2 separate regions of the Mus musculus genome follow, and region 2 is linked to region 1. The links are chromatin loops, found by intact Hi-C in ENCODE. Cell type or tissue: gastrocnemius. All regions are shown on one strand.

Region 1 (5,000 bases):
CCCCAGGACCCTTGTATGGGCTGTGTTCTTTCCCACTTTTTCCTTTGCTTAGTCAGCTGTCTTTCAGTGTTGTTCTGAAGTCACCATTTCTCACCTGTGCCACCTTCCCCTGTATACACTATTAGAGACCTGCATGTATCTCTTGTCTTCATTGACCACTTTACAGCTGGATATCATGATGAGTTATTAACCCCGAAAGCGTCCAGAGGGAGAAGGTTTTGTTGTGTCCTCATTACCTATCATAGAGACTGACATAATGGGAGTTCAATAAATACTTGTTCATGGGTGAGAGAGATAACTCAGTGGGTAAAGAACTGTGACAACAACCTTGAAGAGCCAAGTTTGATCCCTGGAATCACATGGTAGAATAGAGAGAACTGGCTCCCCGAAGTTTTTCTCTGCATATTTATGTGAACATGGATGCGAGTGCACGCACATGCACACACACACACACACACACACACTGTAAATAAATGTAATATTCATTCACAACTGAAAATATCAAAAGGCAAGTATCCGGAGACCACATTCCAACCCTGCCCTTTTTTTAAAAAAAAAATATTTTTATTCTATTTTTTGCATGGATGTTAGTGGAGGCTAGAAGAGGGTGTCAGAGCCCCTGGAACTGGAGTTACAGGTGCTTGCAAGGCACTAATGTCAATGCTGGGAACCAAACTCAGGTCCTCTGGAAGGGCAGGGAGCACTTGTAACTGCTGAGCCATCTCTCCAGCTTCCCCCCTCCTCCCTGACATTTCTTATTGAGTGATCTTAGCAGGTAGCTTGCACCAGGCCACTCATCTATAAACTGAGACATCTACATCTGCCTCAGAAGCTGTCCACGATTGCACAGTGAGTCTTGTGCAGCTTTTCCAACCCTGAACCTAGTGCAGGTATGTTTGTGAAATCACATTAGTCTTCTAGGCTAGCCCCGGTCCTAGAGATTTACAGCCACAAGACCACCATGCTGGGCCTGTGAGTCCTTTGATCCCAGGGTCCTGCAGCCGTCTTTTCTGAAGACCTCAGAACAGCAGTGTCTCAGGAAAGCTACTTTTTATATGCTTTGAGGCAAGGGTGTTTGAGGTAGAGCGCCTTGCTAGACCAAAGCGGAATGAGTCTCATTATATTGACAAGAGGGCAGGAAGGGAGCCTGCCTTCCTGGGCCTTTCAAGCCTGGGTGTTCTCCTGCTAGAGGCCTTAGAAAAAGACCTTTGATATGAGATTCCTTTTACTAAAAAGGGGTGGAGGTGGGGTGCCCACCAACAGAACACGCTCCATCCTGCAGTACTCACATGCACCACTAGGTGGCAATCATCAGAAAGACTCTGCGGCCAGTCTTCCTGTATTGTGTTGTATAGCGTTGAGACAGAGTCACAACGCAGTCAGACAGGCCTCCATCTTGCTATAGAGCCAAAGATAACCTTGAGTTTCCCATCCTCCTGCTTCTATATCCCAAGTTCTGGAATAGCAACACACCAAGATCCTTTCTTCTCCTTCCCTTTTTCCACCTCCTCGTCCTCTGTCTGTAAGTCTGTGTGTGTGTGTGTGTCCCGTGTGTGCATGTATCTGCTAAGGCCAGAAGAGAGTATCTGATCCCCTGGTGTTGAAGTCTCAGGCCACTGTTAGCATCCAGGGCCCACCATGGCCTCCTACATAACTGCTATGCACATCAGTCCTGAGAGACGCCAGTCTTAATGAGCCCTACTATGCTATGGGACTGCCTACTCCTCTGGCCTTTGCACACTCCTTACTGTGTGTCTTTATGTAGAATTCTGTATTTTGTCACAGGCACAAAGTGTCCCAGCCACCACCACAATCAAAACAGAATGGTTCTATTGTTTCAAAAACCCCCATATCTGCCAGACATGGTGGTGCATGCCTTTAACCCCAGCTCTTGGGAGGCAGAAGCAGGTGAGTCTCTGCGAGCTTGAGGCCAGCCTGGTCTATATAGTGAGTTCTAGGCAAGTCAGAGCTACAGAGTAAGACCCTGTCCAAAACAAAAACAAAAACAACATTCTTGGGAGACAGCTTACCCAAAGAACACCTGCTCAGAACGTGAGAGGCTCTAGGCAACCTCTACTACCAAAACTGGGGAAGCAGGAATGGGATGGAATTTCTATTTTATGTTATTTTTATTTATTTTTTCAAAAGGTTTTATTTATTCATTTAATGTATGTGAGTGCTCTATCTGCATGTACACCTATGTGCCAGAAGAGGGCATCAGATCACATTACAGATGGTTGTGAACCACTATGTGGTTGCTGGGAATTGAACTCAAGACCTCTGGAAGAGCAGCCAGTGCTCTTAATCGCTGAGCCACCTCTCCAGCCCTAACTTATTATTTTAAGTTCATGAGTACTTTTGCCTGTGTGTAGGTATTTGACTGGTGGCCACCTGTGCCAGAAGAAGACATTCAGATACCCCGAAACTGCAGTTACAGACAATTGTGAGCTGCTGTGAGGATGATGGGACTTGAACCAGGGTCCTATGCAAGAGCAACAAATGTTTCTATCCTCATCAGCCCCCCTCCAGGGGTTCCTCTATCTTCACATCTCCCTGTCTCTTCCCCAATTGACAACCTGGTCTTTCTCCATTTCTCATTTCTTCCTTTGAAACGGTTTTGTAGATGAACTCATACAGCGTGTAGCCTCTGGAGACTGGGCTCTCTGCACTGGGCACAAGGGGCTTCAGACCCAAAAGAACCAGTGATGAGGCTTGTGGTTCCGAGGACTGCCTCTGATAGGTTTTTGAAAAGTCACTCCTAGCTTGAGGTAAAGGATAAAGGGAGGTGAACCAATTTGGAAACCTCCAGAGTTCCGAAGAATAACCAATCCTCCACTCTGGCAGGTCAGTATTCCACCCTCCCCAACCCCACCCCAACGCTCCCTACCTCTACCCATGCCCTGCCCCCACCCCACTTCCACCCCCACCCCTCAGCCCCTACAGCCTGGAAACCCGCCTTGCTTCTCACAAAGGTGCTCACCTTCCCGTAGCATCCTCAGCGAGTGACAGGGATGCTTGGAGCAGAGCTGCCAGCAGGGGGCACGAGAGCCCTTTTTCCTGAGAGGTAATCCCACAGACACACCCAGAGCGAGAGGGGACACTTTGGGACTTTGTATGAGCCAAGCGAACCCAAGTGTCTTCTCCAGTATGTCCTAGCCCACAGGTTTCCGTGTGACTTTAAGCTCTAAGGCTGGGGTAAAGCAAAGGACACATACCCTTAGAAGAGACAAAACTTGGAAAGGAGATGGGGGGGGGAGCTCCCCCAGTCAGAGGTCATTGTTGTTGAGGATGTCTGAGTACCTCCCCCCACCCATGCTACCTCACATTTCCAGGTCTCCCAAGTCCGCGGTGGCGCTGGGTATCAATTTCTCACCCCACTCACGGCCCCTTCTTCTCTAGAGACCCCTTCACACTCCAAGCGTTCTCTAACACGCTCTCCAAGCATGCATCTGGCCTGGGCGAAGGACCTTAACGAGCCTTTGCTGTGTGCTGGCACCAGATGACACTGAAAACCTGGAAGGAAGCCCTGCCAGACTGAAGCGGACGGGCTTTGTCATGATGCAGCTGTCTGAGGCGCCTGTGCTCCTGAAGAGCAACCCCAACAATCACCGTCTCCACGAACAAGACTCAGACATGGGGGCAATAATTTCTGGTCCATTGTTGGTGCCTTATGCAGGGTAAGTAAACAGGTGTTTACACCTCCCAGGGAAAAGCTGCCCAACTGCCCGCTGCCTCCTGTTTGCTTGAGAAGCTTTTGCCCTTCCCAGGCTGTCTTTTCCATAAACCCAAGAGTCCATCAAGAATAGGAGTTTTTGTCTGTCTGACTGGCTGACTGCTGCTCCTTGTCACCTACACATGAACACTGAACGATGACTGTCCCAGCATCTCCCTTCCCTCGGCACGCTACTCCTTCCAGCCTTCTCTCTCCTCAGTCTTCTAGCTGTGAGCTCCCAGAAGGTTCTCTGCCCCACTTTACATCAACCAACCAACCTGTCTCACAGTCTGTCTCCACACCGTCAGCCGAACAACGTTCCTCAGGTGTCCATCACATTCTGTCAACCCTCCTAAAGACCCTCTCCACATTCAGTGCTCAGATGCTGACTGGGCGGTGTGTGAGGCTCACAAGGAGGACGGCACCAGCTGGCACAAGTACAAGAGGTGCCCAGGTCCTATCCAGAGTGACGAGGGCACAGAAGCGTAACAGTGAGCATGCGTGCTGCCGTCTAGACGCTGTTTCTTTTTTAACTCTGTGAGATGTTCCTGGTACATCCAGAGAAAGTTCCCAGAGGTCCTGAGTGCTCACCTCTTTATTCCTTTCTGAAACTTATTTTTACTACTGTTTGGGGTGTGTTTATGTGTGCATGTGTGTAGGTGTGTGTGTGAGTATCTGTGTGTGCACATGTGCATACACTCACACGTAAAGACCTGAAGTCAATGGACTTCATGTTGGCTGTCTCCTTCAACCTCTCTACACTCCACTCACTGAGCATTCAGTGACATTCACAGCCAGCATGCACAGCCTGCTAGCCAGCTTGTCCCGGCAACTCCCTGTTTCTGCCTCCCCAGTGCTAGGATTACCGTTCCCACCACACCTGCCTGGTTTAATATGGGTCCTGGGGATTCAAACTCTGTCTTCACACCTTCAGGGCAAGGACGATGAGCCACCTCCTCAGCCCCTTTTACACTTACTGCAGTCTCTTGTAAATGTGGACCGAGGGACGCTGGCCAGAGCTGGCCACGAGCAAGATAGCTAGCTAGAAAGTAGAGATTACATATTCTGTTTGTATTCTATTTATTTTAAAGCACCTGAGACATATGATACAGGGTTTCTAGTAATAACGTCCCCAGAAAGTATATTCACTGGGGAGATCCTATCATGTGTAAATCATATCCATCAAAAGATTAATAACTGGAATATGTAATGAATTCCGCAGGAACAATCAATGAGCAAGGCATGCTGCCATCTGGACGCTGTTTCTTTTTTAACTCTGTGAGACGTT
Region 2 (5,000 bases), 93 kb after region 1:
TGGGGTAGCATCAGCCTCTCCTCTCTCTCAGTGCAAGGGTTAGGGCTTGAAGTTTGTCCTGTACAGTTTTTAGCTCTAAGACCACATAAGAGCTCACTTTAGGGCTTTTGCCTTGTGAGTATGAGGCCCTGGGTTCTAATTCTGATACTACATACACAAAAAGTTCCCTGAGTTCCCGGCAGAGAACAGCAGACAGTCTGGGAGTCAGGCTCAGGCTGCCTGTTCCCGTTCCTTGCTCCTGGGAAGGAGCCTGAGGATAAGTGGCTGCCCCTTGGTCCTCCTTCCAGAAACTTCTGTAGGCTTAGGTCACATGCTTATCGGCCTCAGATCTAGGCCTTAATGCAAGGCTTTGTCTTGTTTTTACGGTTTTAATCTTTTATGTATCTTTAATTAATTCTTATGACATGTTTCTGGTGGGGGGGGGGCACACATGTCATGATGCAGTTGTGGAGGCCAGGGGTTGGCAGGAAGCAAGCACCTCTACCTGCTGAGCCATCTCACCAGCCCCCTTTTCAATTGTAAACAAGTACTGGCTCACCATAAATGAAGTCAAATGCCACCAAACAAAGGTTTTCCTTGTCCTCAAAAATGCCATCTGTCGTCTATTTTTTTAGACTCTTTATGTTTAAATTTGGCTTATCTTTTATGAAAATGAGATCCAGTCCTAAAGATTATTCTACACTGTGGTTCACACACACACACACACACACACACACACACACACACACCCCACACACACCATGAAAGACATGCTAGGCAGGATTTCTCCTTGGTTCACATAGAATGGTCAGGCTTTTTAAGCAACCAATAAATAAGTTCTCCTTGTTGGAGAATGTACTTATAGGATCTTTAAATTCTTAGAACATGATCCTAAAGTTCATGTGAGTTGTATGTGTGGTCATGGACACAGTTTGATGGCAAAGAAACCATATCACTAAGCAGATTCTCCAAGAATTACTATCTGCCCTCAACAAGAGTGAGCAACTGCTTGCTTTAAGCCATCTGGCCCAAGCATAGAATTCTGGGAGCCTCCTTTTGGCTCTGTCACTGATCTGGAATAGAGTGTCACTGGCCAAGTCAAACCAGCTGTCCTGGAATACCTGCTTTGTGCCAAACACCATACAGGGACCGGGGACAAAGATGTGGAATCCAAAGGAACTAGTGTTTTGAAGCCTTGTGTGTATGTGTGTTTACTCAGCACATCTGTGGAGGCCAGAGGCAGCTTATGCACTGGGTGTGGGGTGTGGGTGTGGGTAGTTTTGTGTGTGTGAGAGAGATCTGTATTTGGTATGTGATGTGTGTGTGTGTGTGTGTGTGTGTGTGTGTGTGTGTGTGTGTAGAGTATGTGTGTATGGTATGTGATGTATGTGGTGTGTGTATGGTATGTGATGTATGTGGTGTGTGTATGGGATGTGTGGTCTTTGTGGCTCTGTGTGTGTGTGTTGTGTGTGTGACGTCTCAGGATTGAACTGGGGCCTCACACTCAGTAGGCAAGTGTGTTCCAGTGAGCTATATTCCCAGCCTCTTGAGCTTCCAGCCAGTCCTCCCTTCACACTGTGAGCATGCTGGCATTACAGATGTGCAGGGCGACACTGGCTTTTTCTGTGGGTTTCAGAGATCAAATTGCGATCACATGCTGGCTCTGCTGATTTTCACCTGCTGAGCCATCTCCCTGGCCAGGGCTAGAGTTTTAAACAAACCCAGGCTGTGCTGGAGAAGTGGCATCAGCCACAAACCCTTGTTTGCAAGCAGGGATCAAAGGGACACCGTCTGAAGGAGGAGGAGGAAATGGGGACCCTGACTTCTTAGGCTTCCGTGTCCCATTCTGTGTTCTCCCTCCCATCATGGATATTCCTGCAATCTTCAGAAACTTGTGACGTTACCTATACCCCACTTATGACAGAGAAAGATTACTGTGCTAGAGGAAATAAGGAGGTTGGAGGAGGGAAAGTTGCCCCCAGGCTCAAGCGCCCTGGCACTGCAGCGGAGGGAAGTGACTTCCGCACTTGTGCCGTGTTGGATGCTGTCTGCAGCTTCCCGGGAATGCTGCTCCTGTGGCCAGGAGTCCAAGCTAAACCTGGAGTGCGGCAGCGATAGGGTCGGGCCTCCCAACCAAGGCTGTGGTACTCTGTTTTCAGTGACTTCAGATGAGTCCTTTGTGCCAGCCTCAGCTTCCCCATCACACAGAGCCACCCCTCCAGAGTCTGTTGTATGAAAACCATCGTCTAGTGCTGAACAGCACCAGACATTTGGTAGTGGATTTTAAATGTAAATTCCCACTCACGTCCCATCACAGCCTAGCATGAGAACCCTGAGGTTCAGAGAGGTGCTTCAGGTGCTGTCTGGCCATGGAGAAGGGGAGCCTTCTCCATCGGACTTTACATGCGCTAACTAACCAAACTTAATATTCTTTAAGTAACCAAAAGAGAGACATTGTCCACTGAGAGGCAAATGTCCAAACCCCCAACATGGACAGAGCAAGTCTAGAAACAAAAGCTGGGCCAAACTAGTCTGTTACCGCTGTCGCCCCCTGGCGGTGCCGCTCCAGAGAACCCACAGCAGCCAACAAGTTCGATTGAGTTGGCAGGAGGAAGTGGGAAGCCAGCTCTGCCCAAGTGTCTTAGTCACCAAGCATGGAGAAAGACCCCATCTCTCTGAATCCTCACACCACCCTGAGCAGGCAGCTGTGTCCCCACCATTCTCTTAGACACATGGCTGATGGCAGCAAGAGGCCTTTCTGTGAATGGCCTAACCAAGAAGCTAAGCACAAGATGTTTGTATCCATGGCCTAATGCCTCCTGCCATGCCAAGATGCTGGAGCCCACAAATAGGAGTGACCCCAGACTTCCAGATTAGGAGAAGCATTGGCCAGCCCATCCCCAGGAGCCTCTGTGTACCCAGATGCTAGGGAAATAGCTACAGGGCAAACAGTAATATAACTGCAGGCCTGTCTCCATGGACAGTTTGGTCCTTTAGGAAATAAGTAACGGGCTGGGGAGAGAGTTCAGCGGATGAACTACATCTCGAGGACTGGGGTTCTGATCCCCAGAACCCACAGAAAAGCCAGACAGGCATGGTGGCCACTTGGAGACAGGGACATGAGTTCCCCAGGCAAGCTCTGTTTCAACAGAGACCTTGCTTCAGTACAATATCAACAAACACACGTAACACACTATGAAAAATCAAAGCAGTTGCTATGAGGGGGACTGGAGAGATGGCTCAGCAGATGTTTGGCTCCCACATGGCTACTCACAACCTCCTGGACTCTAGTTTTAGGAGATCTGGAACCTTCTGCCCTCCTCACACACACAGAACACATGCATGCACTCTAAACACACATACACACAATTAATTTAATTTGGGGGGTTTTTGGTTTGGTTTGGTTTGGTTTTTTTTGTTGTTGTTGTTGGGTTTTTTTTGTTTGTTTGTTTGGGTTTTTTTTGTTTTTTGTTTTTTTTGTTTTTCGAGACAGGGTTTCTCTGTATAGCCCTGGCTGTCCTGGAACTCACTCTGTAGACCAGGCTGGCCTCGAACTCAGAAATCCTCCTGTCTCTGCCTCCCGAGTGCTGGGATTAAAGGCGTGCCCACCTCCAATGCTATGGTCCTTTAATACAGTTCCTCATGTGGTGACCACCCCCAACCATAAAATTATTTTCATCATTGTTTCCTAACTGTAATTTGATATTATGAATCATAATAAATTGACCCCTGTAAAAGGGTCACTCAGCCCTCAGGTTGGGACCCACAGGTTGAGAACCACTGGTGCAGCGACTCCTCACAGAGTCAGGCATCGCAGCACATCCTTATTATCCCAGCACTTGCTACGCTGAGGCGGACTGGAAGTTCAAAGCCAACCTAAGATACATGATGGGGCCTGTAGCAGGTACAGGGTAGGCAGGGTTCACAAGACCTCGTGGCCTAGAGATTTTCCCCCAGAGAGCTGGGGTACAGAATGTGTTTGCAGATTGAGGGTGGAGAGAATTCCAGGAGTCTGGAAAGAAAGAAATGTTTCTGTGTGACTGTTTTTCATGCAGTCAGCACTGTGGCCCTGATACCTGACACCAGGGGACTATACATGGGTTATGCTCATTTCCCAAGGGCTGGTCCCACTGGGCCTGGGCACCACCACTGAGAGCATTGTTAGCTTCTATGCATAGAATTCCAAGGGTTCCCCAGCCCGCACCCCTCACCCTGACACAGGGGCCTCTGGGTCTTTCAGGTACGACTCGAGGTGTTTCGGGTAGAGGAACTAGTGGCCTGTGCTGGTCTGAGCTCGCCCAGAATCGTCCCTCTCTATGGAGCTGTGAGAGAAGGCCCGTGGGTGAACATCTTCATGGAACTGCTAGAAGGTGAGGAGACAGGTCCCGTCTTTATCCCTCTCAAGGTTCAAGGCCAAGAGGTAACCCCCACTTAGACCCTTGCCTCTCAGGCCACGTCGGACCTCTTAGCCCTGCTCCCTTACCTCACCTGCCCTTCGCTCTTGCCCTCGGCCTGCGTGTAGGCCTGGGAAAGCCCCACTAAGACTGACTGTTCTTTCCCTAGGTGGCTCGCTGGGTCAGCTCATAAAGCAAATGGGCTGTCTGCCAGAAGACCGAGCCCTTTACTACCTGGGCCAGGCCCTGGAGGGGCTGGAGTACCTCCACACACGCAGGATTCTGCATGGCGATGTCAAAGGTAAGGCCCTAGTCACCATGTCCTGATCCCAGCAGGCGCCCCCTCAGCTGTGGCCTGCCTGCTTGTCTTCACGGTAGACGCCTGAGTCAGCTGACAGGGCCGTGCCTCGTGGGTCGGGGTGATCTCTCTAGGCCCTGCGTCTAGCACTGTGAGTCTCCTGCGCTGGTGCTCACAGAAAACTGAAGGCTAAACTCCTGCCAACTGACGACCTCTGGGAGAGGGTGGGGCGGCAGAGAGAGCACTCTGGGAAAGTGGTGTTCTAAGAGATGCTGCTCCAGATGCTGCCTGCTGTCTGCCTCCAGCCTCAGCTAGCCACCACCAAAACA

Evidence for each region. Hi-C counts contacts between places; a loop is a spot of excess contacts. Peaks named below come from ENCODE experiments on the same cell type or tissue, not always from the same donor. Only the 100,000 strongest peaks of a DNase experiment are listed, where the experiment ranks them.
Region 2: it touches region 1 in a loop (8-fold over the local background); 29 of 42 quality-filtered maps call a loop at or near these places.

Annotation. Positions count from the first base shown.
Region 1 is chr11:103,323,449-103,328,448 of GRCm38, reverse strand. No RefSeq gene overlaps it. Among named protein-coding and RNA genes, the nearest start is that of Arhgap27os3, 19 kb to the left of the region's middle. In gastrocnemius, CTCF peaks have their summits at 1,295 (motif pointing right) and 3,046 (motif pointing right); DNase peaks (open chromatin) are centred at 1,293, 3,037, 3,480 and 4,130.
Region 2 is chr11:103,230,706-103,235,705 of GRCm38, reverse strand. Map3k14 (mitogen-activated protein kinase kinase kinase 14) reads left to right here. Exons shown (of 16, transcript NM_016896.3): 7 at 4,220-4,349; 8 at 4,543-4,674. The region is part of intron 2 of Gm34823 (a long non-coding RNA gene); the gene reads right to left. Among named protein-coding and RNA genes, the nearest start is that of Gm34823, 15 kb to the right of the region's middle. In gastrocnemius, a CTCF peak has its summit at 2,538 (motif pointing left); DNase peaks (open chromatin) are centred at 1,070 and 2,529; H3K27ac peaks cover 2,269 bases.